6 separate regions of the Homo sapiens genome follow, and all the other regions are linked to region 4. The links are chromatin contacts, found by Hi-C or POLR2A ChIA-PET in ENCODE. All regions are on one chromosome and are shown on one strand. Each heading gives the region's core, a stretch centred on a gene start or an enhancer-like site at or near the end of the contact. The rest is flanking DNA. Distances are from core to core; before and after follow the strand shown. Region 1 has its middle 32 kb from the start of SYK. Region 2 overlaps LINC02937 (long intergenic non-protein coding RNA 2937). Region 3 overlaps LOC100129316 (a long non-coding RNA gene). Region 4 has its middle 76 kb from the start of MIR3910-2. Region 5 overlaps SYK (spleen associated tyrosine kinase). Region 6 overlaps SYK (spleen associated tyrosine kinase).

Evidence for each region. Hi-C counts contacts between places; a loop is a spot of excess contacts on that map. ChIA-PET counts read pairs that join two places held with the same protein, here RNA polymerase II (POLR2A). Pooled maps may share reads with other maps.
Region 1: a pooled map shows a loop between it and region 4 (4-fold over the local background). The contact joins two enhancer-like sites. A Hi-C loop is called at or near these places in 4 of 37 single-sample maps with no recorded cell type and 4 of 50 pooled maps. POLR2A ChIA-PET finds 5 or more read pairs at or near these places in 1 of 52 experiments (T-cell).
Region 2: a loop to region 4 is called in a pooled map, with 5 times the contacts of the local background. The contact joins two enhancer-like sites. A Hi-C loop is called at or near these places in 5 of 50 pooled maps. POLR2A ChIA-PET finds 5 or more read pairs at or near these places in 3 of 52 experiments (CD8-positive, alpha-beta memory T cell, GM10248 and activated T-cell).
Region 3: a loop to region 4 is called in a pooled map, with 6 times the contacts of the local background. The contact joins two enhancer-like sites. A Hi-C loop is called at or near these places in 1 of 168 maps with a recorded cell type or tissue (MCF 10A) and 10 of 50 pooled maps. POLR2A ChIA-PET finds 5 or more read pairs at or near these places in 2 of 52 experiments (CD4-positive, alpha-beta T cell and GM10248).
Region 5: a loop to region 4 is called in a pooled map, with 5 times the contacts of the local background. The contact joins two enhancer-like sites. A Hi-C loop is called at or near these places in 3 of 50 pooled maps. POLR2A ChIA-PET finds 5 or more read pairs at or near these places in 3 of 52 experiments (AG04449, PC-9 and activated T-cell).
Region 6: a map with no recorded cell type shows a loop between it and region 4 (6-fold over the local background). The contact joins two enhancer-like sites. A Hi-C loop is called at or near these places in 2 of 37 single-sample maps with no recorded cell type and 2 of 50 pooled maps.

What each region holds. Positions count from the first base shown.
Region 1 is chr9:90,767,353-90,771,703 of GRCh38, forward strand. No RefSeq gene overlaps it. Among named protein-coding and RNA genes, the nearest start is that of SYK, 32 kb to the right of the region's middle. Within about 2 kb of position 2,844, at least 2 of the 41 ENCODE cell types and tissues checked have a DNase peak (open chromatin) inside an H3K27ac peak, as active enhancers do.
Region 2 is chr9:91,098,102-91,102,711 of GRCh38, forward strand. It overlaps LINC02937 (long intergenic non-protein coding RNA 2937), which reads right to left. Exons shown (of 6, transcript NR_184105.1): 4 at 3,568-4,565; 5 at 321-447. Among named protein-coding and RNA genes, the nearest start is that of LINC00484, 19 kb to the right of the region's middle. Within about 2 kb of position 2,135, at least 21 of the 41 ENCODE cell types and tissues checked have a DNase peak (open chromatin) inside an H3K27ac peak, as active enhancers do.
Region 3 is chr9:91,068,966-91,073,592 of GRCh38, forward strand. It overlaps LOC100129316 (a long non-coding RNA gene), which reads right to left. Exons shown (of 4, transcript NR_033912.1): 1 at 4,561-4,627; 2 at 492-662. Among named protein-coding and RNA genes, the nearest start is that of LINC00484, 48 kb to the right of the region's middle. RefSeq lists an enhancer at 1,932-2,837. Within about 2 kb of position 2,781, at least 6 of the 41 ENCODE cell types and tissues checked have a DNase peak (open chromatin) inside an H3K27ac peak, as active enhancers do.
Region 4 is chr9:91,709,499-91,714,538 of GRCh38, forward strand. No RefSeq gene overlaps it. Among named protein-coding and RNA genes, the nearest start is that of MIR3910-2, 76 kb to the left of the region's middle. Within about 2 kb of position 2,678, at least 7 of the 41 ENCODE cell types and tissues checked have a DNase peak (open chromatin) inside an H3K27ac peak, as active enhancers do.
Region 5 is chr9:90,878,930-90,883,347 of GRCh38, forward strand. It overlaps SYK (spleen associated tyrosine kinase), which reads left to right. Exons shown (of 14, transcript NM_003177.7): 11 at 1-24. Among named protein-coding and RNA genes, the nearest start is that of SYK, 79 kb to the left of the region's middle. RefSeq lists a silencer at 1,223-1,435. Within about 2 kb of position 1,689, at least 3 of the 41 ENCODE cell types and tissues checked have a DNase peak (open chromatin) inside an H3K27ac peak, as active enhancers do.
Region 6 is chr9:90,827,889-90,832,634 of GRCh38, forward strand. All of the region lies in intron 1 of SYK (spleen associated tyrosine kinase), which reads left to right. Among named protein-coding and RNA genes, the nearest start is that of SYK, 28 kb to the left of the region's middle. RefSeq lists an enhancer at 3,045-3,114. Within about 2 kb of position 2,470, at least 4 of the 41 ENCODE cell types and tissues checked have a DNase peak (open chromatin) inside an H3K27ac peak, as active enhancers do.

The sequences.
Region 1 (4,351 bases), core at 1,594-4,093, 940 kb before region 4:
AAACCAAGAGTATAGAATCAAGTTATATTGGAGAAAAACACAGCTTTTATAGACCTCTGAGACAAAACACTTTAGTATCAGGCCACAATAACACTCAGAACCAGAAGAGAAAATGTCACAGGAGCTGATGAAAAGGCTAAAGGACACAGTTATATGACTCTGAGAAGCAAGAGGCTTTTAAAAGAAATAGAATATGAAATCGAAAAGCAAAATTTTGGGTAATTTAGCAAATTAATACTGTAAGAAAATTTGGTTTGACATGGAGACTATTTTTAGAAAGTCTATTATATACAATTTTCTTTTAATTACAGCTAGCTTAATCACACATAAAATTCCTTTCATAAATTCCCCTTTATGAACCTTATCACAACTTACATATACCATCTACCACATGCTTGGACATTTTGACTTGTCCTATACTACCTCTTTCTTAAATAACCATTCATTTTCCTCTAGGACAAGAGTTTACTGTAGAATATCTTTTTATACAAAATTACTCTTTCTTTATATCCTTCCTTGCAAAAAAAAATACATTTTTTATCTAGAGATTTCTTTCTATCTCTTTTTTTTCCACTCATGGTTGCTTCATAATTTGAACCTCACCTTCAATGACTTCTGAATTTGACAAAAATTACTCCTTTTCCCAATAAAGAATATATTTTCCCTGGCACATTTTATATAAACCTAGGAGGCAAGAAATCCTGAACTTCCCAACAGACATTGGCATTCTGTAGATAAGAACCATTTCACAATTTTAAGGTTTTCAACTACACAAAAAGCTTGCTATTTAAAGCCATTTTAACCAGTTCAAAACCTACAAACAACAGTGGTTTACCTTAAAGTTAAATTGTAAAAGGCACTATATTATTTTCAAACTAACAAGTTCAGACTAGACTTACATGTTTAATTTATTCTTGCTCTTTTATTTATAAGCCAATCTGATAGCATGCTAGACACAGGACATGCCACAATACCTGTCTATACACACAAACACTTCAAACAAAGGGCCTATGCAGGATAACAGGATCCAAGTTATTTACAAAACTGGGACCTGTCTACCTGACCAAACTTTATTTGCCCCAATAGGCATGGAAGACAGGAAGAGGCAGGGAAGGGGATCCTGTAGCAGCCAATAAGGAAAGGAGGGGGCAAACTGTGTTACTGAAGGGGAGACCTGAGTCTCTGAGCTGCTGGAGAGCTCACCCAGCAGTGGAACACTGAAGAAAAATGTTCAGGCAGCCTCTAGTCTGCCACTGCAGGAAGCTGTTTGTCAGGTAAAGGATCTAAGATCCCTAGTAAACTTACTTGAGCAAAGCAGCTCATTGGGGCTAGTGGAAGAAGGTTAGCTCTAGAATTGATGGAGAGTTTTTTCTCTCTGTCAGTAGGGACAGTTAGGACAGTCTCATTGTCAACAGCCCTTTTGTTCATAGTAGGCACATTGATTCTGACCCAGGGGCCAGTCAGTTTGGGGCTCTCATCTGGGCATTCCAGACACTGATCTTGTGACACTTTCTTGGGATGGGTAACCCTGAGGAGGAAGAGGGCTTAAAGCTTATGCTAATAATTGCACTTTTTGGCTATTTCTTATGGTTTTGCCTCTTCTTCTCCTTTGTCACTTTTGTTCTTAACTCCAAAAACCGTCTTTAGGAGTTGGATTATGGGGGTGTGAGACCCCCTTGCTGCTGCTTTTTGTAGCATTTTCCTGATGTCAGGGGAAGATTGAGTAATAAAATGCATACCCAGGAGAGCCTGCCTTTCTGAGGAGTCTGGATCTGTGTTAGTATATTTCTTGAGTGCCTCAACCAAACGACCCTGAAACAGAGTGGGACTTTCATATTTTCCCTGAGTTATTTCTCTAACCTTGTCATAACTCATTGGCTAAACCACACCCGTTTCCCACTGCATTTCTTCCATAGCACAGCAAGTAAATGATAATACTTGCAAGTCATGACAAGTTAAATTAAAGAACATGGTCAACTTAAAAAACTCCTCTATAAACTTTTCTGGATCCTCTGAAAACTAGCCAAATTTTTTTTGTTAAATACAGCCAAATCAGACATAGAAAATAGCACATGTACTCTAAGTGCTCCCCAATTTTCATCAGCTACTTCTTGCAAGGGACACAGGTTTGACTTTTAGGGGCTGATATGGGGTCCACTTCTGGAGGTATTGGTTGGGCTTACTCTTTTGAGCAGTAAGAAGTATAGGCTGGAGCTAGCTGGATAAGGGGGAGAGGTGCCTGATGACCTTGGGATGGAATCCTTTGTTAGAGAACTGGCAGGACCCTCCTCAGAACGGCGGCACTGAGGAGGCTCCAGGGAGGGCATAGGCCTTCTGTGAGAGCAGCTAGGAATGCCACTTGATGCAGGGCAGGCCAGTCCCAAAACTGGGGCTTAGCCTGGGAAAATTGTTGGCTTCACTCAGGAAAGGTTTCAAGAATGAGCTGGTGGTAGAAAAAAATGGCTTTTATTGGGGCAACAGTGTTACAGCTCTGTGACTGCCTCTGCAGAACCAGGATACCTCAAAGGCCGTGTGTTTGAGTAGCAGTTCAGAGGCAGTTCTCCAGTTATATTTATACATACTTTTAATTACATGCAAATTAAGGGGTGGGTTACTCAGAAATTTCTAGAACAGAAGTGGTAACTTCCAGGTGTTGGCACGGCAGTCGTAAACCATCATGGTGCTGGTAGGCATGCCTCTTCCCTGTTTCAACCAGTCTTCAATCTGGCCCGAAGTGAAATCCCACCTGCCACCTCACCTCCAGTGGTGTCTGCAGTGACATTTTGTTCCCTCTTTCAAAATCGTTTTCAATGGGGTCTCTTGTGGGTGGGGCATTAAGCACAAGTGCTCAGCCAACTGCACTGAACCAGAAATTCTGCATCTGTGCTGACCAGAGATGCTTTCTGGAAAACCAAGTGTATAAACCATGGGGACCATGGGACACATGTCACGCTGCTCTCTCACACCTTCATGTATGTCCTTTAGTGTTGCGCAGCAGCAGCCTCTAAGGGAAGCAGCCCTGAGATGTACTTTTAAAACATTTTTACTATTTCATTTGATTTTTTACAACTATGAGTCACAGATGTTTTACTGGGGAAAAAAATATGTAGAAGACATGGCTGGATGTGTGTTATGAGAAAGAGGTCAAGTGCAAATGAGAAAAAGAGGAACTCATGAACCTCTTCTGCCTTTTGGTGAGTGGCCAGTCATTTGAAACTGTGAAGCAGAAGGTAGTGAGGGGCAGTTGTTCCTGTGGGTGCCAAGGGGAAACTTCCTCTTTGCCCTTGGAAGGGTCACTGAAAATCAACTGACAAGAGACAGATTAATTGGAGAAAAGGCACACATATTTATTAATGTGCACAGGAATCTTACAAAGATCTCCAAGAAATGGTAAGGAGGTTGAGACTTTTACACTATCTTTTTAAAGGCTTTTGATATAGGGTCTCACTCTCTTGCCCAGGCTGTAGTGCAATGGCAGGATCATGGTTACTGTAGCCTCAAACTCCTGGGCTCAAGCAGTCCTTCAAGCAATCCCGCCTCAGCCTCCTGAGTAGCTGGAACTGTAGGCCTGTGCCACCATGGCTGGCTAATTCTTTTCACTTTTTGTAGAGATGGGGGTCTCGCTATGTTGCCTTGAACTTGAACTCCTGGCCTCAAGTGATCCTCCTGCCTTGGCCTCCCAAAGTGCTGGGATTATAGGCAGGAGTCACCACATCCAGCCTATACACAGCTTAAGGTTACAGAAAAAATGTGGGCTTGGAGTACGGCCAAAAACTGGTTGCGGTGGTAAATCAGGTTATGATGTCAAGGCAGGTTATGGGAGGAAGAGAAGAGGAGGTCTGGCTTGCAAATGTGGTCTTATTATACAGGTGAAACCTTACAGGTAGCAGTCCTCAGAGAGAATAGATGGTAAATGTTTATTTCAGAAATTTAAGGTGTCAGACTCTGTTAATCTTTTCTTGATCTGGACAAGGGTTAGCCTCAGAGAAAACCTGGCTGCACCATGCTGATTCTGTACAGATGCAAATCTCCCCGCAAAGGACAGCTTTGCAAGGCTACCTCTGTTTGCAGGCCCTCTGAACAGCCACCTCAAAATATGTCAAAGAAGGATATTTGGAGGTGAAATATTTTGGTTTCCTCCATTACAAATCTGGATCTGACACAAGATAGTACCATTTACTCAATGTATAGCTTGGGCCAAGTTGTTTGAATTCTCTGTCCCTCAGTTTATCTGTAAAATGAAGAAAATAATAGCACATACTTCACAGAGTTTTATGACAATCTAATTAATATAAGCAAAGCACTTCTAATAATGCCTGGCACATTGTAAATAACCAACCTGTTATTAGAA
Region 2 (4,610 bases), core at 885-3,384, 610 kb before region 4:
CTATAAGTGTTTCTTTGAATTATTATGGTGCTTGCATCATTATTTCATACTCACTGTAGGGAGTTTCTCATCTGCCTCTCAAACTGTGTTCCACCTTATCTGTTCTGGTGGGTAGAAGGCAAAGCACCTGGCCCCGTTACAGTTATAGCTGAACCATGACCAATGAGTCTGAGCATTGGATGGCATGAACATCGGAGATCCTCTCCTGTGAATCTCAAGTGACCCTCCTTGCCCCTCCCCAACTCTCCCACTGCGGGATTTTCCCAGGACAGAATCTCAGAATGAGCTGGCTCTACAGGCACTCACAGATGCACCCTTACCTTGACCTGCAGGCCTGAAGCCGACCCAGCCCACAGGCAGCATTCCGAGCTGACACATCAAGAAGCTCCAGATGCCTCCCCGACCTTCACAAATGTGAAACAAGATGAAGGTGTTGACAGGGCTGGTCTGTAGAAATAGTATTTTGTTATTACTGAAATGTTAGAGTGTAAAATAGAATGTTCTGTTCCTCTCTAGCCACAATGTCCCATTGATTAGGGGTCCCCAGTCCCTGGACCATGAACCACTATCGGCCCATGGTTTGTTGGGGGCTGGGCCACACAGCAAGAGGTGAGTGGCGGGTGAGTGAGCATTACCGCATGAGCTCTGCCTCCTGTCAGATCAGTGGTGGCATTAGATTTTCATAGGAGCACAAACCCTACTGTGAACTGAGCATGAGCGGGATCTAGGTTGTGCACTCCTTATGAGAATCATCTAACTAATGCCTGATGATCTGAGGTGGAACAGTTTCATCCCAAAACCATTTCCCCTACCCCCATCCATGGAAAAACTGTTTTCCACAAAACCGGTCCCAGGCGCCAAAAAGGTTGGGGACCGCTGCTGTGGCACTGCCATTTCTCAAGCTACCTAGAAGCTAGTTTGAACAGTGTGTGTATTTAAAGTAAATTTCATTTGGGACATTTTATTACAGAAGCTTATTATCTCTTTTTAAAGGAATCTTTCTTCTCAGGATCTTAAGGCATCTTATATCCATTGAAAAGGCCTCCTGTACCATGACAGCTTCTTCAAAGGACACCCTAGATAATAGCACAGGAATCCCAGGGAGATGAAATACCCTGAGATCCACAGACTTCCCTGAGATGGGGAGTCCTGTTTCCTCCTCTACCAAGCTGCTAACCAGTGGCCAAGTCAGATTAAGCTGTATTTCCTCCCAACCCCCCCACCCCCAATCTGCAGTGGAGGAGGTTTTAAGCAGGCAGTGGTTAAATCCTGGAAGGAGAAATTAGAGGAAATGAAAAGACTCTCCCAACTTGGATGAGAAAGTGGTGGAGTGACAGGGTGGGCAAGACCCCAGCAAGCTGTCCGGGGCCAGGCCCATCCAGGAGTCCGGTGTGTTTCAGTGTCTGCCCAGGCCTCCTGTCTAGGAAGCTTTCCTGCCAGGTTCAGAAAATGAAGAACATAAACCACAGGACCCTATTTTATGGGTAGAAATAATGTCAATGAGGGCAAATGGAGAAGAGTGAGGCAACAGCCACATCCGTCCAGGAAGGATGCCTGGGACACAGGTGGTTCTGCCAAAGAGCCAGAAGGATGGAAGGAAATCTCAAAATTCAGATGAGAAGCCAGACAGTAGGAAAGCCAAAAAAGCACAATCTAATAATTTAGAAAATGAAAGAGGAGGAGGGCTGTTAAAGATATTCTCTGCTCCTTCGTAACATCTCAGCTCCTCTCTTCCTATGTAGAAATAAACGCTCACTGCAAAAGGCAATGATTTGCTTAGAAAAAATTCATTTAAAATGTCTTGCAATTATTGACACTGTCATCAGATCTTGGCAGTAGCAGCTTATTATTACCTCCTATGTATGTTTGCCGGGAGAAGAGTCTCATTGTTTAGGAGGGAGAAATAAAGCAAAAGTCCAAGGGTATTGTGCTTGAAATACATGCCTAGAGATATGGAGTTGATTGCCCCAGAAAAAAAAGGAAGCCTATGTGTATATTATTATTCACCTCGGTAGCCCGAATCCTCTATTTCTCTCTCTCTCTCTCTCTCTCTCTCTCTCTCTCTCTCTCTCATACAGTTGAGCTCAGCTGGGCAGCCATCCAAGTGATTCATATTAAATTCTAGCTATATTCAGCACAAAAGTCATCTAGCATCAGAGGATCAAAGTTACATCAACTAACAAGCACTGGGGGATTGATAAGCTGCTAAAATTAGGTCATTGCATAGCAGCAGCCTTTGATGGATGAAGTGAAATTTAGCCGCGGGTTTGCTATTTAAAGATCTGTTACAGCACCCTTTCCTGTAGCCACAATGAACACACAACAAAGTATCATGTGTCTGATTAAATGTTTAATCATCGCTGTTGAGCTTGCCGACTGTGGCAAAGATTCAGTTTCCTTAAGAGTGCATTCAGCTCTTGGGCCAAGCCAGTACCTGCATTTTAATTCCCACATCCAGAGCCTTACAACAGGGCCCATTTCTCCCTCCTCAGGATGAATTCTGTAAAGTTAGTTTAATCGTTTTTAAAAGCATTTGGTCACACAGTTCCACCTCTAAGTCCCTGTCAGTTCAGTGTTTCAAAACTCTTCGTCAGCGTCACACACACACACACACACACACACACACACACACACACACGGCTCCAGACTGCCCAGTGGATGCAGCAACTGGTCTGGTGAGCGCATTTCTGTTTCTTGCTCATTCCCTCAATTTCAGAATCACACACCTGTCCAAAATGGCTCACGTCTCTCTCTTCTTTGGGACTGTTTTTGTTTCCAGATGGGTTAAGGTGGGGATTTGACTTCATTTGGTTTAGGTTTTGGCTGTGGCTGAGGCCCCAGGCATGTGGCAGTCACCAGTTCTGATTTCATAACTCCCATGGCCAGGCCAGGAGCCACACAGGAAGCCGGAAGGGGCCTCGGGTCAGTGTGTCCTGTCCCAGCAGCACGGGGTGGGGGACTGTGTGCCCCCAGGTGTCCTATCCACCCCTCAGCTCCAAAGGGCATGTGGACATGCGTCAGGTCCCCTGAGGCCATCTACAAACACCAGATGGACTGTTGAGCTTCCCAGGCTCAGAACCTAAGAACCCGCAACTGGAAGGAAAAGGCAGCAGAAGATGAGAAAAACGGTCAGGGAGGAAAGAAAACACTTTAACCCAAACAAAGTTTAAAATAAAATAAAGAGTGGTGAACACTCAGCTGGGAGAGGAGAGGAGGCCTCTGTGGGCAAAGGGAAATGCTGCTGAGAGGCAGCTAAGCCTGAGTCTGGAAGACTGGAGGGAGGCAGCTCCAGGGTGAGCACCTGGAGTGCACAAGGCTCTGGAAGGGGAGGGCAAGGGGTATCACCCTCCCCAGAGCCCCAGGGAAGCCTGATTCATCAGTACACCCAGGAAGGGGCTGGCTGCAGCGATAGCCCCCTGCCCAGTTGTCCCAGATGAACCCTGGGCTTGGAAACAGTCCAGGGACACTGGCAGACTGAGAGCCACCGGAGAGGGTCACCCCGTCCCCCTCCTGCCTGTAGGGGCACACAGGTTTCCCACTAACCCTCAGTCCCAGTTGACCAATTACCAGATAAGAAGATTGGATCCTCCTATCCTTACAGACACAAGGACACAGGTGGGAATGGCTTTTCATATGCAAATTCCATGCCATTTGCTTCCTATTCCAGCCAAACAGTTGTGCAGAAGATAAAACGAATCAGGGAGTGCTCCAGGGAGTGCTCCCGGCTCTCAGGAGTACTGTAGGGAGTGGAGACAGGAAGGAAGCCATGACAGGGAAGGTGACAATATTGGCCCGGTGCTCTAGATGCAGTTCTGCAGGCGCTCACTGAAGAGACTGCTGGAGAAGGCAGGAGGATGTGCTCGCGGTTTCCTGTGATGTGGTGAGGGCAGGTGGAGCTTCAGCACCCAGAGGCTGGAGGGAGATCCTTAGGTGGCCCAGGTGACGCAGGAGCCTGGGCTTTCACTCAGATTCAGACCAGAGAGACAAAGTAGGAAACTTGATTTTAAACCTGGGAGTGGCTGAGTGCCTTGTTCTTGGCTATGTTTCAGTGTGATCTTACACATAGCTACCCAGCACATCTGTCTGTCTTCGTTTATGTTCCTTCAGAAGCCAACCCTAAAATAACATCCAAGGGCAGGCAGCAAATTTGGGAAGTTATCTCTGGGAGCACTGTAGGGAGTGGAGACAGGAAGAGAGACAGGACAGGGAAGGTGACAGTAAAACAGCTGCCCCATGGACAACTAGAGCCTAATCCCTCTTGGGAACTCCAGGTTCCAGTCCCATGAAGGAAGGTAGCTGGAGTGTGTGAGCCACTCCCATAGCCACTGGTGGAACACTGCTGGGTGCAGGTAGGGCATTACTTCTCTGGCATTCCAACCTGCTGAATCTTCAGGAAAATCAGGCTCTAATGGCCAGAAAAAGATGCTGGAGGGTGGCAGTTTACAGGCATGCACTTTCACAGTAGTAGGATGGGGCTAGGAGCTGAAGAGCATGTACACAGCACTTGCTACAACATCCAAGATTTTATTTTCAAGAGATGCTTTCTGAAAGCTTAGAGTTGAGCCCTATGTCATGGGAGATAGGAACAAAAAAACCTCATTAGAGTCACA
Region 3 (4,627 bases), core at 1,531-4,030, 640 kb before region 4:
GCCATTGCACTCCAGCCTGGGCAACAAGAGTGAAACTCCCTCTCAAAAAAAAACAAAAAAACAATGTCCCAAACCAAAGGCCATAAGATGGGAAGAATTTTCCTTTCATCAAGGGAAGGGCTGCCTTTTTATTTTATTCAGGCCTTGAATGGATTGGCTGAGGCCCACCCACATTAGGAAGAGCCTGCTTTCCTCAGTCCACTGATGCAAATGTTAATCTCATCCAAAATAATGTTTGACCACATATCTGGGCACCCCATTGCCAAGTCAAGTTGACACATAAAATTAACCATCACCTCTTGTAATTTAATAGAATTCATTTCCTTGATAATCCTGTGCTCTGGTTTTCTATTGCTGAGTGACACCAGCACCCCCTCCAAAAACAAACAAACAAACAAAAAGAAAACAAAATAAAAACAAATTTAATGGCCTAGAGCAACCACTTTCTTTTGCTGACAGTTTTGTGGATCAGGAGATTGAGGGAGACTCACCTGGGAAGCTTGATTCTGACTACACAGCATCCCCTGCATATTCCTCTCCACTCAGTCTGCTGCCTCCTTGGTGCTCCTTGGTCTTCCTCTGAACATGGTACCTCATTACACGGGCCTTGGCCTTCCCACAGTGTGGTGGTCTTAGGCGGTCATGCTTCTTACACAAGCCTGCTTCTCACAAAGAGGGAAGAGGTGCTGGGACGGTCAAGAGCTACATTCAGAGCTGCTACACCATCACTCCCTCCATATTCTATTGGTCCAGGGATTCTCAGGGCTTCCTGAATTCCAGGAGGTAGAGAAATGGACTTGGTGGGGGAGTGACAAGTTCAGATGAGAGAAAAGCATGTGGCCTGGGGGACACCATCACACTACCTTTAGAAAGTACAATACACCCATCCCATGTGTTTTATTGTATTAGTCTGTTCTCACGCTGCTATAAAGAAATACCTGAGATTGTAATTTACAAAGAAAAGAGGCTTAATAGGCTTACAGTTCTTTAGGCTGTACAGGCTTCTGCTTCTGGGGAGGCCTCAGGAAACTTATAACCATGGCAGAAGGCAAAGAAGAAGCAGGCATGTCACATGGCCAGAGCAGGAGGAAAAGAGAGAGAGAAGGAGATGCTATGCGCTTTTAAACAACCAGATCTCATGAGAACTCACTCACGATCATGAGAACAGCAAGAGGGAAATCCACCTCAATGATCCAATCACCTTCCACCAAGCCCCTCCTCCAACACTGGGGATGAAAATTCCACATGAGATTTGAGGGGTGGGTGGGGGCACACATCCAAACTATATCATTTATTTTATTTATTTCATATATTAGAAACATCATTCTGATCAGGCATCCATAAGGTTCACCACGCTGCCAGAGGGGTGCACGGCACAGGCAGTGAGAACCCAGCATCAAGTAATGGCTTTATTCCTCTGGAGGGTTGGAGAGAACCAGCTCAACTGTTTATTGCATGGAACTCAACAGTATTTGAACTGTAGCCTGGCAGATCTATCAACATGCTTACTGTCCTAAATTCATCACAAGGACTTCAAACACATTCTATCTATATTTATTTATTTATTTATTTATTTTTGAGACAGAGTCTCACTCTGTCGCCAGGCTGGAGTGCAGTGGCACCGTCTCAGCTCACTGCAACCTCCGCCTCCCAGGTTCAAGAAGTTCTCCTGTCTCAGCCCCCGGAGTAGCTGGGACTACAGGCACAGGCCATCATGCCCAGCTAATTATTATTATTATTTTTTTTTTTTTTTTAGTAGAGACGGAGTTTCACCATGTTGCCCAGGCTGGTCTCGAACTCCTGAGCTCAGGCAATCTGCCCACCTTGGCCTCCCAAAGTGCTAGGATTACAGGTGTGAGCCACCGCACCCGGCCTGCATTCTCTTTAAAAATCTCAGTAAAGGCTGGGTGCGGTGGCTCACGCCTATAATCCCGGCACTTTGAGAGGCCAAGGAGGGAGGATCATTTGATGTCAGGAGTTCAAGACCAACCTGGTCAATATGGCAAAACCCTTTTTCTACTAAAAATACAAAAATTAGCCGGGCATGGTGGTGGGTGCCTCTAATCCCAGCTACACGGGAGGCTGAGGCAGGGGAATGGCTAGAACCTGGGAGGCGGAGGTTGCAGTGAGCTGAGATTGTGCCAGTGCACTCCAGCCTGGGTAACAGAGCTAGGCATTATCTCAAGAAAAAAAAAAATCTCAGTCAAGGGTAAGCTGCAAATAGGGGCGGCCTACACCTCTGCGGTCACATTTCACCCTGACCTCTCCCATTTCCGAGTTGCCAACATGCTCTCTGCACTGCCACACCCATCTTGTGGTCAGGCCTGAGGCCCTCTTATGGGAATGAGGGTGACAAACTCTCCCTGACAGAGAGGCAGGGACCCCAACAGGGGCACCACCCCATGGCTTGCTCACAGAGTTATAAATTGTAAGTCACGGCCAGCACTGGGAAGCTGCCTCCCCTCTGGCCCTGGCCGGCACCCTTGAGCACACCGGAAGCTGCTGGCATCTGAGCTGTCCCTTGCTGCGGATGCGTCTGCAGACACATGACACTTGGCTCAGAGTTCCCTGGGCCTCTGCAGACAAGAGCGGCCTGAGATTACCATGAGATAGGAGGACACCTGCTCTACTCGCACTTCCAGGGAACGCAGCACGGCAAGCTCCTGTCATTTTCCAGACTTTGAGAAAAGGATGTTCACTTGCTTCCCAGCTTCTTGCTTCATCAGACAATTGACTCAGAAAGAAAAATGCTCATTGGATTTCTCACCTCCTCTGTCAGTGCTGCGTAAACAGATCAGAAAAGGCAGAGGGATGTGGGGTCCGGCCTCCTTGATGAGAGAGTGAGTCACCAGCTTGTGGGGGGTGATCGATAGTGCAGAAATTAGTCATGAAATCTGAATGAAAACAAAAGAGCTGATCCCATCCTGTGGCTCGTGGTACCACAGAGACAGTCAATGAAAACAGCCTTGAACACAGGCAGATGCAGAGATCAACTCCACAGAGCTCAGAGAGCGGCTCACCTCCCTATCCCAAGTTCAAAATCCCAGCATCCTTATCGAGGAAAAGTCCCTCGCAGCAGGGAGGAGAGAAGAGAAGCAGAGGGAGGGAGGGAGAGAGTGAGGGAGGAGAGGGGCCTGACACTCAGGCTGAGTCTGGGACACCTTGCAGCAGCGTGGCCAGCCTTCCCTTCCACTGGACCTCGGTGGCCAAGGGCTACTCCCAGTCCCTTCCACATGCCCCTGGCCGAGCACTCAGGTCACTTTTAGTTTGCCTGCAGAAAAAGGCAGTCAGAGGACAAACGGCCTTTGACCCCCCCACTCTCCTGGTGCTGGAAAGGAGGCAGCGCCCAGCAAATGGGACTCTCCCTGGAGCCATAAGGACTAGGAGGGCTGGCATTTGGCTGAGTAGCCAGGGTATTTTTATCCACTCTGTACAATCTGATTTTTTTAGTTGGCATACTTTCAGACAGAATTTTCCTATTAAAATGTGCTAAAATTATGCCTGAAGAGAAAGCCCATTGTATACAGATAACTCCCCACAAAAGGCCCTCTGATTGCACAGGCCCCACGTGACTCCAAAAAGCACTGGGGTCGGCCGGGCGTGGTGGCTCACGCCTGTAATCCCAGCACTTTGGGAGGCCAAGCAGGGTGGATCACCTGAGGTCGGGAGTTCAAGACCAGCCTGACCAACAGGGAGAAACCCCGTCTCTACTAAAAATACAAAATTAGCTGGGCATGGTGGCGCATGCCTGTAATCCCAGCTGCTTGGGAGGCTGAGGCAAGAGAATCACTTGAACTTGGGAGGCAGAGGTTGCAGTGAGCCGAGATTGCCTGATTGTACTCCGGCCTGGGCAACAAGAGCGAAACCCCGTCTCAAAAAAAAAAAAAAAATCAGAGGTCTAGCCCAGCAGGACATGTATGGCCAGCTCTCCCTGCAGGGTGAGAGGGACTTTGGAGAAAGGAGGACCAGAAGGAGAGCAGCCCTTCCCATCTTCTCTTCCCCTGGGCCAGGAGAGTGCTTTGGGATGAGGGACGTCCCACACCACAGACTGCAACCCAGCGCTTTGAAAGAAGTTTAAAGAAAATGTTAGGGTTTGGACAAGGCCCAGCTGGGCAAGAGATTCTTGTTTTCTAACCAGGAGAATACACTTGCTGCTAAAACATACAGAGGAAGAGATTAACATAGTAACGAAGCAAAGCAAGGAGGAGAAACAAAACCGTCTGTACTCAACAAGAGGGTGCCCCGCCCAGCCTCAGCTCCTCTAGCCAACAGGAGAGCTGCCACCCAGGTAACCCGGTTCTTGGGTTCACCCAGGTAACAGGCTGTTCTCGGGTTCGCCCAGGTAACAGGGTTCTCGGGTTCACCCAGGTAACAGGCTGTTCTCAGGTTCACCCAGGTAACAGGTTTCTCAGTTTCACTCAGGTAACAGGGCTGTTCTAAGGTTCACCCAGGTAACGGGCTGTTCACGGGTTCGCCCAGGTAACAGGGCTGTTCTAAGATTCACCCAGGTGACAGGCTGTTCTCAGGTTCACCTGTATAATAGGGCTGTTCCCAGCTTACCTTGGTAACAGAACTAACCTCAGGTTCATCCAAGTAACAGGCTGTTCTGGTGCTCACCCAGGTAATA
Region 4 (5,040 bases), core at 1,428-3,927:
TTTCACATGGACCAGAGCCGCCTTCCCAGCTCTCTGTAATTTTTTACTTCCCTGGCTCCACTGAGCCCCTACTCACCCACTCCCTAGTCCCTCATCCTCCCTTTAAAATGCCTGGTCACTTCTGTTCAGATTGATGCGTTCATGCTGGATTTTCTCCTATTACCAATAGTTACTAATTGAGGCCGGGTGCGGTGGCTCATGCCTGTAATCCCAGCACTCTGGGAGGCCGAGGCAGGTGGATCACCTGAGGTCAGGTGTTTGAGACCAGCCTGGCCAACATGGTGAAACCCCGTCTCTACTAAAAATTCAAAAATTAGCTGGGTGTGGTGGCGTACACCTGTAATCCCAGCTACTTGGGAGGCTGAGGCTGGAGAATCCCTTGAACCTAGGAGGCGGAGGTTGCAGTGAGCCAAGATTGTGTCACTGCATTCCAGCCTGGCCTGGGCGACAGAGTAAGACTCTGTCTCGAAAAAAAAAAAAAAAAAAGTTACTGATTCTGATTGAAACGTGTCCTCACCACTCTAGTGTCTGGCTTTGGCAGATGGTCACCTGGCATTTGGCAGTGGAACTCACGGAAGGATTAACTTCTGACAGAGCACCAGCACCCAACATGCACCCCATTTCATCCCGTATCAGTATTGGTGTCCTACTTTTTAATCCAAATGAAAACTAATGCAGACATTTTTACTTGGTGTAAGAGAAGTCGCCTTCAAAAGTTCAATAATTTAACTTCATGGTAGGAGGGAAGTGCAGGAAAAGTGTTTTACTTTTCTTCTGCACATGTGAATTCATGCGCACGGTCACCAAGACCTGTGACCACAAAGCCTTGTGTGAGGGCTTTATTACTTGGCTGCACTTGAAGCCAAGTTAGGGGGAGAAAGGAGGGGCTTCCGGTGAAACACGAAACTTTGTTCCCCTGACTTCCATCTGTGGACATAGATTGTGAGAAGAAAATCAACTTGAGTTCGAGAAAAGCAAAACAGTATCAAAAAACAAATCAAAACAAAGGTAAATAAAGGTAAGACGCAGAGAACAAGAAAAGCAGATAGGATCACGCTGGCACCGCAAGAACACACAAAGATGGTAACTGCAACCATCGAGCCCACACTCGGCTAAGTCAGGTAAGGTGGCAGGTTAATGTTTGGTGCACAAGAATGTTCACTATGACATTAGAAGAGCAACAGTTTAGAAACAGCCTAAATGCTAAAAAATTTAGAGGTGGAGAATTTTATTTACCAGAAATTCACAATGAGGATTTTTAGAAAGAAAACCAGTGAACAAATAATTGCACTCCTTGGGGTAGAAGAGAAACTTGTGTGCGTGTGTCTGTGTGTGTGTGGTGTGTGGTGTGTGATGTGTGGGTGGTGTGTGTAGGGTTTGTCTGGTGTGTGTGTGTTGTGTGGTTTGTGTGTGTGTGGTATATGTGCTGTGTATGTGCATTTGTGTATATGATGTGTTTGGTTTGTGTGTGGAATGTATGTATATATGTATGTTTGTGTGATGTGTGTTTTTGTGTGAGGTGTGTATGGTGTGTATGTGTTTGTGTGTGGTGTGTGTGTGTGAGGTGTGTGTTTGGTGTTTGTGGAGTGTATGTATGTGATATGTGTGTGGAGTGTATGTGTATGGTGTGTGTGATGTGTGTAGTATGTGAGGTGTGTGTGTGGTGCATGTTTGCGGTGTGTGGTGTGTGATGTGTGTGGTGTATGTGTGTGGTATGTGAGGTGTGTGTGTGGTGTTTGTGGTATGTGTGAGGTTGTGTGAGGTGTGTGGTGTATGTGTGGATGGTGTGTGAGTTGTGTATGTGATGTGTGGTGTTTCTGGAGTGTTTGTGTGTGTGCACATGTGTGTGCTGTATGTGTGGTGTGTGTGTGTAATTTGTGTGCGAGGTGTGCAAGGTGTGTGTGTTATCTGTGATGTGTATGTGGCGTGTGTGATATGTGAGCGGTGTGTATGGTATGTGTGAAATGTGTGGTGTGTATATGTTATGTATGTGTCTCTGGTATATGAGGTGTGTGTGTGTAGTGTGTGTGTGGTGTGGGTTGATGTGGTGTGTATGTGTGTGGTGTGTGCAAGATGTGTGTGGTGTGTGTGGTGTGTGTGTATAAGTGTGCATGTGAATGTGTATATGGTGTGTGTGTGAATGTGTGTGGTGTTTGCAGAATACGTGTCTGTGTGTGGTGTATGTGTGTATGAGTCTGTATGGTGCTGAAGGTGTGTGTGGTGTGTAAGTGTGTGTGGTGTGTGTGGAATGTGTGTGGGGGTGTGGGTGTGTGCAGTGTGTATGAGTGTGTGGTGTGTGTGGTGTATGTGTGGTGTGTGTGTATGAGTGTGTGTGGTGTGTGTGGAACGTGTGTGTGGGTGTGGGTGTGTGTGGTGTATGTGTATGTGTGGTGTGTATGTGTATGGGTATGTGTGGAATATGTGTGGGTTGTGTGTGTGGTGTATGTGTATGGGTGTGTGTGTGGTATGTGTGGTGTCTGTGTGGAATGTGTGTGGTGTGTATGTGTATGGGTATGTGTGGAATGTGTGTGGGGTGTGTGTGTGGTGTATGTGTATGGGTGTGTGTGTGGTATGTGTGGTGTGTGTGAAATTGTGTGTGTGGTGTATGTGTATGAGTATCTGTGTATGTGTGTGGGGACAATTATTTATGGAGCACCTACGCTCTTCACCAGCAGTGAACACAAGAGAGGGGGAAACCCTGCTCTGGGGACGTCACCTCCCATGATGCCATTCGCAGTTGGGGACCAACTTCCTCCATTTGTGGCTTTCACTCTGAGAATGCCTCAACACGCAGGTTTCTCCACCGATTGGTATTTACACCCCCCACTTTAAACTGCTTTCCTGCCCTTTTTTCTGGCTGTGACTAGAATTATTTTTAGGGAAAAGAGAGAAGGATCTGGATGAATGAATTAATTAGAATTCATTTTCTAGTGGCATTTCTCCCAGTTCCTTCATTTCTGCTTGAAGGACAATTAAGGGTTCCGGTGTGGCTAATCATGTGGATTAAGAGTGGCTTCTTGTCTCCCATACAAATCCAAATGACTCACCACCAGTCATTTTTCCCGCTTTCTATGATCCTGAGATCCTAACTTCACTAACTGGGAAGTTACAGTTTTCAGAGATGCATTTTTTTTTTAAATAATGAGAGTGACTTTCTCAGTTTTATGTTACACTCTCTTGGCAAATAAGCTGCCTGTGCTGCTGTAGCCTGCACATTTTTGTTTGCAGTTAAAGAGGATGAAGAAGCCATCACCGGGTTCAGGTGCAGACACCTTTTTAGATGATTCTTAGTTACAGTGATTTTTAGAGGCACAGTTGATGACTAGTGGAAAGGCTTTCCGACCAGACTCTTTAAACTACCCACTCAGGCCAAGGAATCCCCCTCACCAGCTGCGTTTTCCTCAGGGAACTGAGCTTCCCAACCCTGTAGAATGTACTTCCCTTCCCTTCATGTGTCTGTTTGGTTCTCTGCCCCATCCCTGTGCCCAGAATAGCACCAGGCCTCCAGCAGACTGAGATCTCCATCTGTGGTCCAGGTTAATCTAATAATCTCACATCGGATCAGTTTGACCATCGGGATTTCTGTGGTCTAGTCTCTAATACCGCATGTCTGCATTTGGGATAGAGCATTTCACCCACAATTTAACCAAAAAATGCTGTTCCAAATAATCGTGTTGGCCACAGTATATTAAACACGCAGCTTTCCTAATAAGCACTTTAGTTTTCTTGCACATACAAGGAAGAGATTGGGTTTTTATATAGACTAGGTTATTTCAGCAAAAAAAAAAAAAAAAAATCCCGAAGGGATAATCAAGTTAATACAATTTGTTAAAAGGGAACACTACATGTGCAATGAGTTTGCATATTTATAGAACCCACATAATAAAGCCAGCTTTTACCAGATCACTTTCCCTTGTAAACATGGTCAATTGTATCTTGTAGGAAAGAAATGTAACAGTTATGTTAAACTAATGAAGTTCACATTGAAAACTATTTTAGGTAACTAGAAGTTTACTCTTACTGCATAATAACTAAAACTCGAAGAAAATTTACCTGAAATTAAAAAAGAAAAGCGTTGCTCGCTTTTATGGGACCACTTGCCTTAGAGAGGGAGCCCCCACAACACGTGAGTCTCCTCCCACCCCGTCCATGGACCTCCGTGCCAGCAGAGAGCAGCTCTTATATATGAATATGTGTAGTGTGTATGGAACGTGGTGTGTGTATAGTATATGTGTATATGAGTGTGTATCTGTGTGTGGGAACAATTATTTATGGAGCGCCTCTCTGTGCTGGGGACCAGCAGTGAACACAAGAGGGAGAAACCCTGCCTTAGGGACCTCACCTCCCACGATGCCACCTTCGCAGGTGGGGACTGACTTTCTCCATCTGTGGCTTTCACGTACCTCGACACACACATTTGTCCAGGGACTGGTATTTATGCTACCCCCCCCCCCCCTTCTTAAACTGAAGGACCTTTTTCTGGCTGTGAACTAAAATTACTTTTAGGGAAAAAAGAAAGAGAACCCTTGTGAACATGGTCAATTGTATTTTGTAGGAGAGAAACGTAACATTTATGTTAAGCGAATGAAGTTCACATTGAAAACTATTTTAGGTAACTAGAAGTTTACTCTTACTGCGTTATTAAAACTTGAAGAAAATTTACCTGAAATTATAAAAAAATTAAATTTTTGAAATTAAAAAATATTTTTTAAAAAATTAAACTTCAATTTTAAAGTTAAATTAAAATTTAAATATTTTTAATTTTAAAATTAAAAATTCAGAGCCCGCGAGCACAGCAGACAGGCACCAGCTCCCAAGCAAGAACAGCAGCGAATCAACATTTACTCCGAAAAAAAAAAAAAAAAAAACCCTTTCAGAACAGTTTGTGCTCCTGTTCAGCCCAGGAGACGTCGTTCCTGCTTTTACGCGGCGCCATGTCCTTCTTGGCGTACACTTGGCAAAACAGAATGAGAACTGTAGGTCGATAGAGAGACCTCCCTCCCTCTCGCCGGACCCCTCCCTCTCGCCGGACCCCTCCCT
Region 5 (4,418 bases), core at 439-2,938, 830 kb before region 4:
CGTGCTGATGAAAACTACTACAAGGTAAGTACAACTTAGCTAATATTCAGAGCAGCAGGTGGTAAAAAATGCAAGATAAATGTACGTTTTCTTTATTTTATTATTGGTATGGTTTCAAAAAGCAGTTTTGCTACTGAAAAATAACTATGTAAGATATGTTCTTATAATCTTTGATTTTACTGTTTAAAAAATAAAAATAATATCACACCTTGAGATTTACTCAAAGTAGTATATTCTAAATTATGTTTCATGGAATGATCAGGAATCGAGGTATTAAGTGAAGATTTGTTTTGAAAAAAGAAGAATGGGATTCCTTCATTAAGTTAATTTGAAAAGTTTGCATTGGACAGCTTGATTCTTGCAGGATTTCCCCGAAGCCCTTTTCATGCTACTTAACATTACGAATCTCAGTAGAGGGTTTACTGCACTGCATTTCTCAAACCAGATTCATCCATGGCATCCTTTTCTGATAGGACATTTCATAACATGTGGTGGAACACTGTCCCACAGCATGGAGCTATTGGAGCTTGGAGCTCCAGTACTGCAGTTCAGAGCTCCAATATTGCAGCTTGGAGCTATTCCAAAATAACTTTCTAATGAACACCTACCTATACATGCAAAAGTTAGAAAGTGAAGATTTACCAAATAAACTCGTCATCTGTGTATGTCCACTACATATGTAGAAATTGTTCTATTGGCTTAACTGGTATCCAGAAGAGTTGAAGTGTCAAAAAATAGATGCAGTGCTGGAAAGAAGAGATCTAGATAGTTATGTGACTGAAGCTAAAAGAAATATGCCCCTTGGTTTGGTGAGGCAGAGATTATCAAGAATTAAGGGTGGACTTCCAGCAAAACATAAAGTAGAAACTAGTTCTGGGTGCAGGTTTGGACTTCCTAAAAAATAATTTCACAGTGACCAATCCCCTTGCTAATATAACTTGACCCCTCTCTGAACCCTCAAATGAACCAATAACAACTAAAAGAAGAAAAGATAAGAAAGCTCTATCTTCATATTAACTCATCTGTGGTGTATACCTAGGGTCTATGTTAACCAACTGGAAAACGTGATGGCACCAATCCCACTGAGTCAAAGAGGGTGCCGAAGGCAGGTTAACAACCCTGCTAGTCTCTGGTGAAGTCCACATGCTCAGAAATAGATGGCAGACCTTCAAAATCTACCTAGTGGGTGGCAGATAGGATCCTGTGTTTCATGCCCTGCAGTGGTCAGAGACCCCACCCTGAGTGACAATACCCACCCACTCACCTTTCCCTAAGAGGCAGTCCATGGACTGGTAGGTGATGGGGAATGGTGGACCTCGGCCAGCAAAGGGACTGCATGAAGGGTAAGCCACAAGAGCCAAGCTCCCAGGCAGGCAGGCAGACTCCACCATCTTGAGCACAAAGGCCAGGCGAGAGTACAGCAGGGGTCAGGCTGGCCCTCCTCACCCCATTCTTCATACAGTAGCTTCCCAGAAGGAAGCCCCTTCAGAGGTGAACCACTGTGAGAAAGGCATCAGCATGGGCCTGGATAGAAATAGCAGGGAAACAGAGCAAGGAAGACAGCAGCCTAGGATGACCAGCATGGGACATGCTGGAGAAAGAAGCCTGTTGTAATGCTGGATGTACCTCATCATGATCATTACAGAAAAGAAGACAGCCTGTCTGAAACAAGGACACAGAGGAGATAGAGAAAATGAAACATGAATGCTGGGCACCTTATCCACTGCTGTATAACAAATCACCCCAAACTTACTGCCAAAAACACCACCAGGTGTTGGTTTCCCTGCCGTCCTGCTGTGTGGGCAGGGCCAGGTAGGCAGGGTTCAGTGCGTCTGCTCACACAGGGGATTGCACAGTGGCCCGAGGGACAGGAGGACCGTTTCCACTCTGCTCACTCACACTACTCAGCCACTGAGCAGCTGGTTAGACACAGCCCATGCTGGAGACCTCTGCGGGGCTGTCAGCCAGCTCACCTGCACATGGCCTCTCCTTGGGGCCCTTGGGCTTCCCTTGGGCCCATGCTTCCCTTGGGCAGCATGGCAGCTGCGGGCTGAGAGCAGTTACCCAAGAGGCAGGAAGTGGGGGCTGCCAGGCCTATAAAACCAGGCCCAGAAACTACCTCAGGGTCACTTCCACCTGATCCTATTGGTCAGAGCAGCCAAGGCCACCAGCTTCAAAGGATGGGATAGATAGAACCACCCTTTTGAGGAGAAGTGTCAAAGAGTCAAAGAACATGGGGCCAATTCTAAAACTGCTGTAGATATTAAACAGCATACCATTAAAAAGTAAACTAAACTAAAAAGTAAACCAAAGATTGTCTTTGGACAATCAATGAAGAAAAAAAGCCACTAGGGAAATAAAAGCCATCTTGGAAGCAGCAAAAAGAGACAAAACTACCGAAAAGATAGGGTAGTGGAAGATTTCTGTATGAAAACAAAGCAAAGTGAAATGGAAAAGAATAAAAAGTGGGCCGGGCGTGGTGGCTCACGCCTGTAATCCCAGCACTTTGGGAGGCTGAGGTGGGTGGATTACCTGAGGTCAGGAGTTCGAGACCAGCCTGGCCAACATGGTGAAATCCCGTCTCTACTAAAAACACAAAAATTAGCCAGGCATGGTGGCAGGCACCTGTAATCCCAGCTACTCTGGTGGCTGAGGCAGGAGAATTGCTTGAGCCCGGGAGGTGGAGGTTGCAGTGAGCTGAGATCGTGCCACTGCACTCTAGCCTGGCCAACAGAGCAAGACTCTGTCTCAAAAAAAAAAAGGAATAAAAAGTGAAACAAGATCAAAGAAAAGTGCTAGCTGTGGAAGCAAACGAACGCTGGCACTCGGGAAACCATGCGTGACAGGGTAGATTTGTGCAGCATCACAACTGAAAAACACAGGTGTTCTTTGATCCAGCAGCTCCTTCCGAGAGCAAACACACACATCTGGTAATGTGCACTCTAGCACGGGCTGCCACGGCAAAAATCTGGAAACTGCCTGACGACTGCTCCGCAGGGTTTGGTCCAATCAGTCATAGCAGATTCACAGGAAGCTCACAATGCAACCCTTTTAAAAGTGACTTATTTGCATGTGCTGACCTAGAAATATGTCTACTATACATGGTTAGGTAGAAAAATTAAAAAGTACAGTGCTCAAAGAATATGCCCCTAGTTTTATGACCAGAAAAAAGTATACACTACCTATTTATGCATGTATCTAGGTTATTCTGAAGACAGCCTAAATTTCATTGCATTTAAGATTTGTCAAAGGTTTACTTTTTTCATCAGTTCAAAATTCAGAAGAAACCTGAAATAACACACATGGTTGTATTGTTCATGACTTGTAAGATCAAAATTTTAAAATAGCACACAAGGTGATGGAAACAGAAGTATAATCAGTTGTATCATTTGGAAGAGAAGTGCCAGGGCACCTTATGGTCTCCAGATTGATGTCCTGAATGTCTCCTTGTGATCCACTGTAGTGTCATGAAATCAGTTTTCACTGAAATCATGTCCCCCTCTCCACCCCAATGAGACCTCACACAGGTGACATCAGCAGAAGATAACCAGACTCCGCTGTGTGCCCCCTGAATCCCAAACCCAGAGAGAGGGTTTTGCTATGCAGTTTTGACCTCTGTACTATCACTTGCTTTTTAAAATTAGGAAATTAGAATGCTTAGATCATTTTTTAATGATGCTAGCAAGTAGTGCATGCTAAAATAATTGACCTGGGTGGAGAACTGATCAAGATGGACGACTAAATGCAACTAGTATATGCTCCTCCGTAGAGACGGACCAAAATAACAAGTACATATTCACACTTCCAATAGATGGTCTAAGAGAGAACACAGATGCAACCAAGGAGCGACAGGAAGCACCAAAAGCAAAGCACAGGGAAACAAGGCAGCCTGCTTGGCCAGGAATGACTGGGAGCTGGGAGAAGCTTCCAGATATGGGGAAAGCATAAATGAGAGATCCCCAGGGCTCCACATTCCAGCCAAGGACTTCTACAATCCTAGCGACAGAAGAACCCCTCGACCCACGTGGGCCTTAAGACTAACATAGGGAGCTGCCTAGGGATCACACAGAGGCATTGCTCCATAGAGGGAACTCACGCTGAGTCCCACAGGCTTCCAAGCTCTGAGTAGCTGCAGCTTGGTGCCATACTGAGAACCAAGTCCCCAAAGGACTGCATCTTGCCCTGGGACTATTGCTGATGCTGCCATCACCAGGCCAAGGACAGAGGGGAGAATGGACACCTTCACACACCCCAGGGACAGATCCCCCTGCTGCTACAGGCTGCTGTGGGGCTGAGACACAAGCAAATCACACCCCCTATAGCTGCCTGCCTACACTGCTCCCCCTGAGAATGTCCGCAGCCTCCCCAGGAGCAGGCCCATAGCCAGCGCCATTCTGAGAGCCAAGCCTCCAAAGGTC
Region 6 (4,746 bases), core at 1,220-3,719, 880 kb before region 4:
CTCAGGAGACCATCATAAGCTCCTGTAATATCTTGCAGTCCTGAGTCACCCACAATTATTTTTTAACTGGCTAGGAAAAAGAATGCTAGCGATTTTTTTTAAATAGACATTCAGTAAAACTCTAGATATTTCTTAATCCACATTTACTGTGTCCTTTTTGCTTAAGTCAGGTGTTTTGGTTTCTCTAGCAGCTGCAGGATCCCCATAAAGATTATGCTCATAAGGTAGTGATGGAAAAGTAAAATAGAGCCTGAAAGCGGGAAACTTCAGCAAGGCACTAAGGCACAGACAAGAGATGTTAGGTCTGCCGGCTGTTGTCATTGCAGTCTGCTGTGGCCTCACCCCCGCCCCCCCCCCCGCCCCGCCCAGGCCTTCACAGCTGAGTAGGAAAGGATCTTGGGATGGGTACCAGGGCAGGATCAAGGAAAGCCTGCAACTGCGCTGCCCTTCTCATCATCCATATGTGGTTTGCCCAGATAAAAGCAATATAGTAAGATCTATCAGGCATATTCAACGTGAGTTCTTTTTTCTAGCATCTTGTTGGTTGTTTGTGTTTTTCCCCAGAGAAGAGTGAGTGATGAGGTGGCCCTGGGACATGGTAGATGGTGCAGTTCACTGGGGAGACATCCTTGGCCCCACTCAGGGTCAATATGCGCCCCACACCGCTGGCTGCAACCCCACCCTGTCCTCTTCTGCTCAAAAGAGCATGCAAGGGACATTGCTAAGTGGCAATTTTGGTTGCAACCCAGTGTTCTGTTAATTATTCACAAAAGCTAGCTCTCTTTTTAATTACCAATTGTGTGTGCGTTGCGTGTGCGTCCCTTCCCCCTTCTCTGAGCACACCTGTATGATGAGGCATGTACTTCTTCCTGGTGGAGAAGAACTGCAGAGATGTCTCCCAGGTTGAGCCTGCAGCCTGGCCCGGTCACCAGCACAGCACGGTGACTTGACTGTCCTCCCTGGCTCCCTTCCCCACCCGTGGCAAGTGGCAACTTGCTTTCGCTCACACTGAACGTGGTCAACTTGCCTCCCTGTCACACTGTAGCACTTGAATAGGGCAATATTAGATTATAGCAGAGGTTCTCAGACATTAGAGTGCTTAAAAATCACCTGGGAAGCAGGCCAGGCGCAGAGGCTCACGCCTGTAATCCCAACACTTTGGGATGCCGAGGTGGGCGGATCATGAGGTCAGGAGTTTGACACCAGCCTGGCCAACATAGTGAAACCCTGTCTCTACTAAAAATACAAAAAATTAGCTGGGTGTGGTGGTGTGCGCTGTAGTCCCAGCTACTCAGGAGGCTGAGGCAGGAGAATTGCTTGAACCCAGGAGGCAGACGTTGCAGTGAGTGGAGATCGTGCCATTGCACTCCAGCTGGGGTGACAGAATAAGACTCCGTCTCAAAAAAAAAAAAAAATCACCTAGGAAGCTGTTTAAAATTTACCCTTCTTGTCCGTATGCCCTATTTGCTGGGTCTGAGGTGGGCCCAGAACCCTGCTTTCCAGAAGGGAGCCTGAGGGTGGGGTGCCCTGAAGACCACACTCAGGAAGAACCGGACATGTGAGCTTTCATGAGCCAGAGTCCTGCCAAGAACTAGAATCTGCAGGTGGCTTTGGCCAGTCCCACTTAGAGGCAAGAAGACGTGAGGATAGTAGAGAACCTGGAAATCACGCAGTCCCCAGGATGAAAGTGGAACTCTCGGACCAGATCCTTATTCTCTTACTTTCGTGAGCCATTTCTGCCTACCTGTTGTCAGGGAGGCAGGAGGTTCATTTTTCTCTCACATGGTGCCTGACATAATGACTTGCACGTGATAGATGCTCAACAAGCATATTGAATGAATCAATCAGTTAGATTGTAAATTAAATGCACCAGATGGGCTGGTTGTTTATTTATAACTACACAGTTAACATTTATATTAACATAATGTTAACACCAAAGCGTAATATCTGTTTTCTGTGTTAATTATGGCAAGGTGGGCATAGAGAAGAGATTTCTGAGTGTCTTTTGCAGAGCTTGAAAATGTCTATGTGTTGGTTGAGATAGATCAGCCTTTACTTGATGCACTTTCAATCTTTTAAGTTCTGAAGGCACAGCAAGAGAATTTGGTGTTGAAGGTTTGGATAATGTTTTCAAGTATTTCAATATCCCTCTATTTCTAAACATTAGTAAAAATCATGCCTCATGCTACCATCCTTAGCTTCACTTTGTGTTTCTGAATTGTGTATCTCTATATACTAAGAAGTCCCCCATGTATGCCTGCAAATATGGGAGAGTCAACCGCTCAGCAGAATGTGCACAATGTAAGGCTGTGCCTTGGAGACCAGGCACCCTGTGCAGTGTGATGCACAGGCAGGCCTCAGGATGGCGCCGTGGAGGGCAAGTGATACCTACTGACGAAGCCAGTGGAGTGGATGCAAGGCCAACTCAGGCCCTGCAGCTGGGGTTCTGTTCCTCAGTGTTGAGGCCACAGGTCTGTGTCCACATGTTTTCTTTTGTACAGTGGGATTCTGCCGCACAAGGCAGTGCCCCCAGCCCTTTGCAGATGAGTCAAACATGCTTGTTTGCAGAGCCTGGTGCTGGGTGGGGTGGTCCCATCACATCACCTCTTCCTTGGTCATTTCTCTGTAATTAATCAGCCAGTCCCTGACCAAACCAGCAAGATCAATTCTCCCTCTGGTTGGACTCATTCCTCTTTTTTTTTTTTTTTTTTTTTTGAGATGGAGTCTCGCTCTGTCGCCCAGGCTGGAGTGCAGTGGCATGATTTCTGCTCACTGCAAACTCCGCCTCCCAGGTTCATGCCATTCTCCTGCCTCAGCCTCCCAAGTAGCTGGGACTACAGGCGCCCACCACCACGCCTGGCTAATTTTTTGTATTTTTAGTAGAGACGGGGTTTCACCCTGTTAGCCAGGATGGTCTCAATCTCCTGACCTTGTGATCCACCCGCCTCAGCCTCCCAAAGTGCTGGGATTACAAGCGTGAGCCACCACACCCGGCCTCCTCTTTCTTATGAAAATTAACCCACAGATGAAGTTTCCTTTCACCCAAGTCTTGACAATTTTCTCAGCTTCAAGCTGCAGAGGAAATTCCTAGGCACATCTTAACAGGGCTGCTTTGCATTGAGGGGGCTGTGTGGTTTGAGCGTGATAAGCCTGGATATCTTTCTGCACTATGCTGATTTTTGTTCCCTTAAATGGTATGGATTTGGCAACAATTGTTTGCAGGTGATCTTTTCCCAGAGAACCACTTATTTCCCCCACTGTCTCTGTATGATAGGAGGGCTCTAATGGCCCAGGGATGTGAAAGTGAGACACCTTCAATCGCTAAGGACTGCTGGAAATGTGAACTACAGGAAGTTGAGGGGGCTGGAGGGGAGGAGGCAGCACCTGCCGGAGCCATGCTTCAGTGGGTCTCAAGAAAAGCAGAAGCCTGGAATCTCAGGGCTGAGGCCCCTTGATAACTAGGACAGATGGGTTAATAAAAAGGGATACAGAGACATAGGCTACCTCTTCTGGTTCAATGCCAAGCTAGAAAATCCTGAAATGAACACAGATTTATGAGATAGGAGTAATATATTTAAGAACACAGTCTTACATAGAGATAACTATTTTCCCAAAACATCCAAGGTAAATTTATATATCTTTATGGATGAGGTTGGGTCTTTTCAGGGAAGGTTGGGGAGACGGAAGGGAAATTACTTATTATCAGTCCTCATGATTCATGGATTCCATATCTCCGCATTCATCTATTCATTTAAATCTGTTTGCAACCCCAAAATCAATACTCACAGCACTTTTGCAGTCATTTGTGACGTGCACAAAGCAGTGAAAAATTTAAGTCACCCAACACATACGTTGAGGTCGCACAAGGTGACACTCTGCTTTCTTGTTTTAGCTCTTATAAACACATTTTCTTTTCTCTTGGCCCATTTAGTCCATGGTTTTTGCATTTTTGTGCTTTTCTGGGGTGATTTTGCTATTTAAAAATGGCCCCAAACACAATGCTAAAGTACTTACTGTCTGGTGTCTCTAAGTGCAAGAAGGTTGTGATGTGCTTTACAGAGAAAATACGTGTGTTAGGGAAGCTACTTTCAGGCATGAGTTATTGTGCTGTTGACCATGAGTTCAAGGTTAATGAATCAACAATATATATGAAATAAATATCTTTAAATAGAAATACACATAAAACAAGGTTCTGTATTGATTGATTGACAAAAAAGTTGTAACCAGAGGATCACAAAAACCTAACACCATATTTCCCCAGGAGCAACTGTTCAGGATTTGCAAATTCAGCTTTCATGGTGATTTTATAGAGCATAACTATTGTGAATAACAAGAAGCAACTGTATTTTGTTTCATGCATAAGATGGAAAGAGAACAGAACCAGAAGTATGATATCGATGAAATGGAGAGAGGAGAAAGAAAAGAAAGAAATGACACTATGAAGATTTATTAGTTAAAATGTTACTAGTGATAATAAATTAATCAGAACTTTGGCCTCTGCCTTTGATCCTGGTTCCCATAATCTCTAAGTGCCAGGCTCAGATAATGTGGCCCTTGCAGGGTTTGGGCAGCTAGTCCTCTAACCATTTTCTACAGGTAAACGTGGACATGAAAGAAGCCAGGGTGAGGCAGGCAGCTTCCAGAAGCACACACTGGGCTCAGCTCCTTCCTTCCTAACCTCTATTTTAGCTCCACGTACCTCTTCAATACCAGAAAGTCTTCTTCTGATTCTGCCAGAGCCCAGCT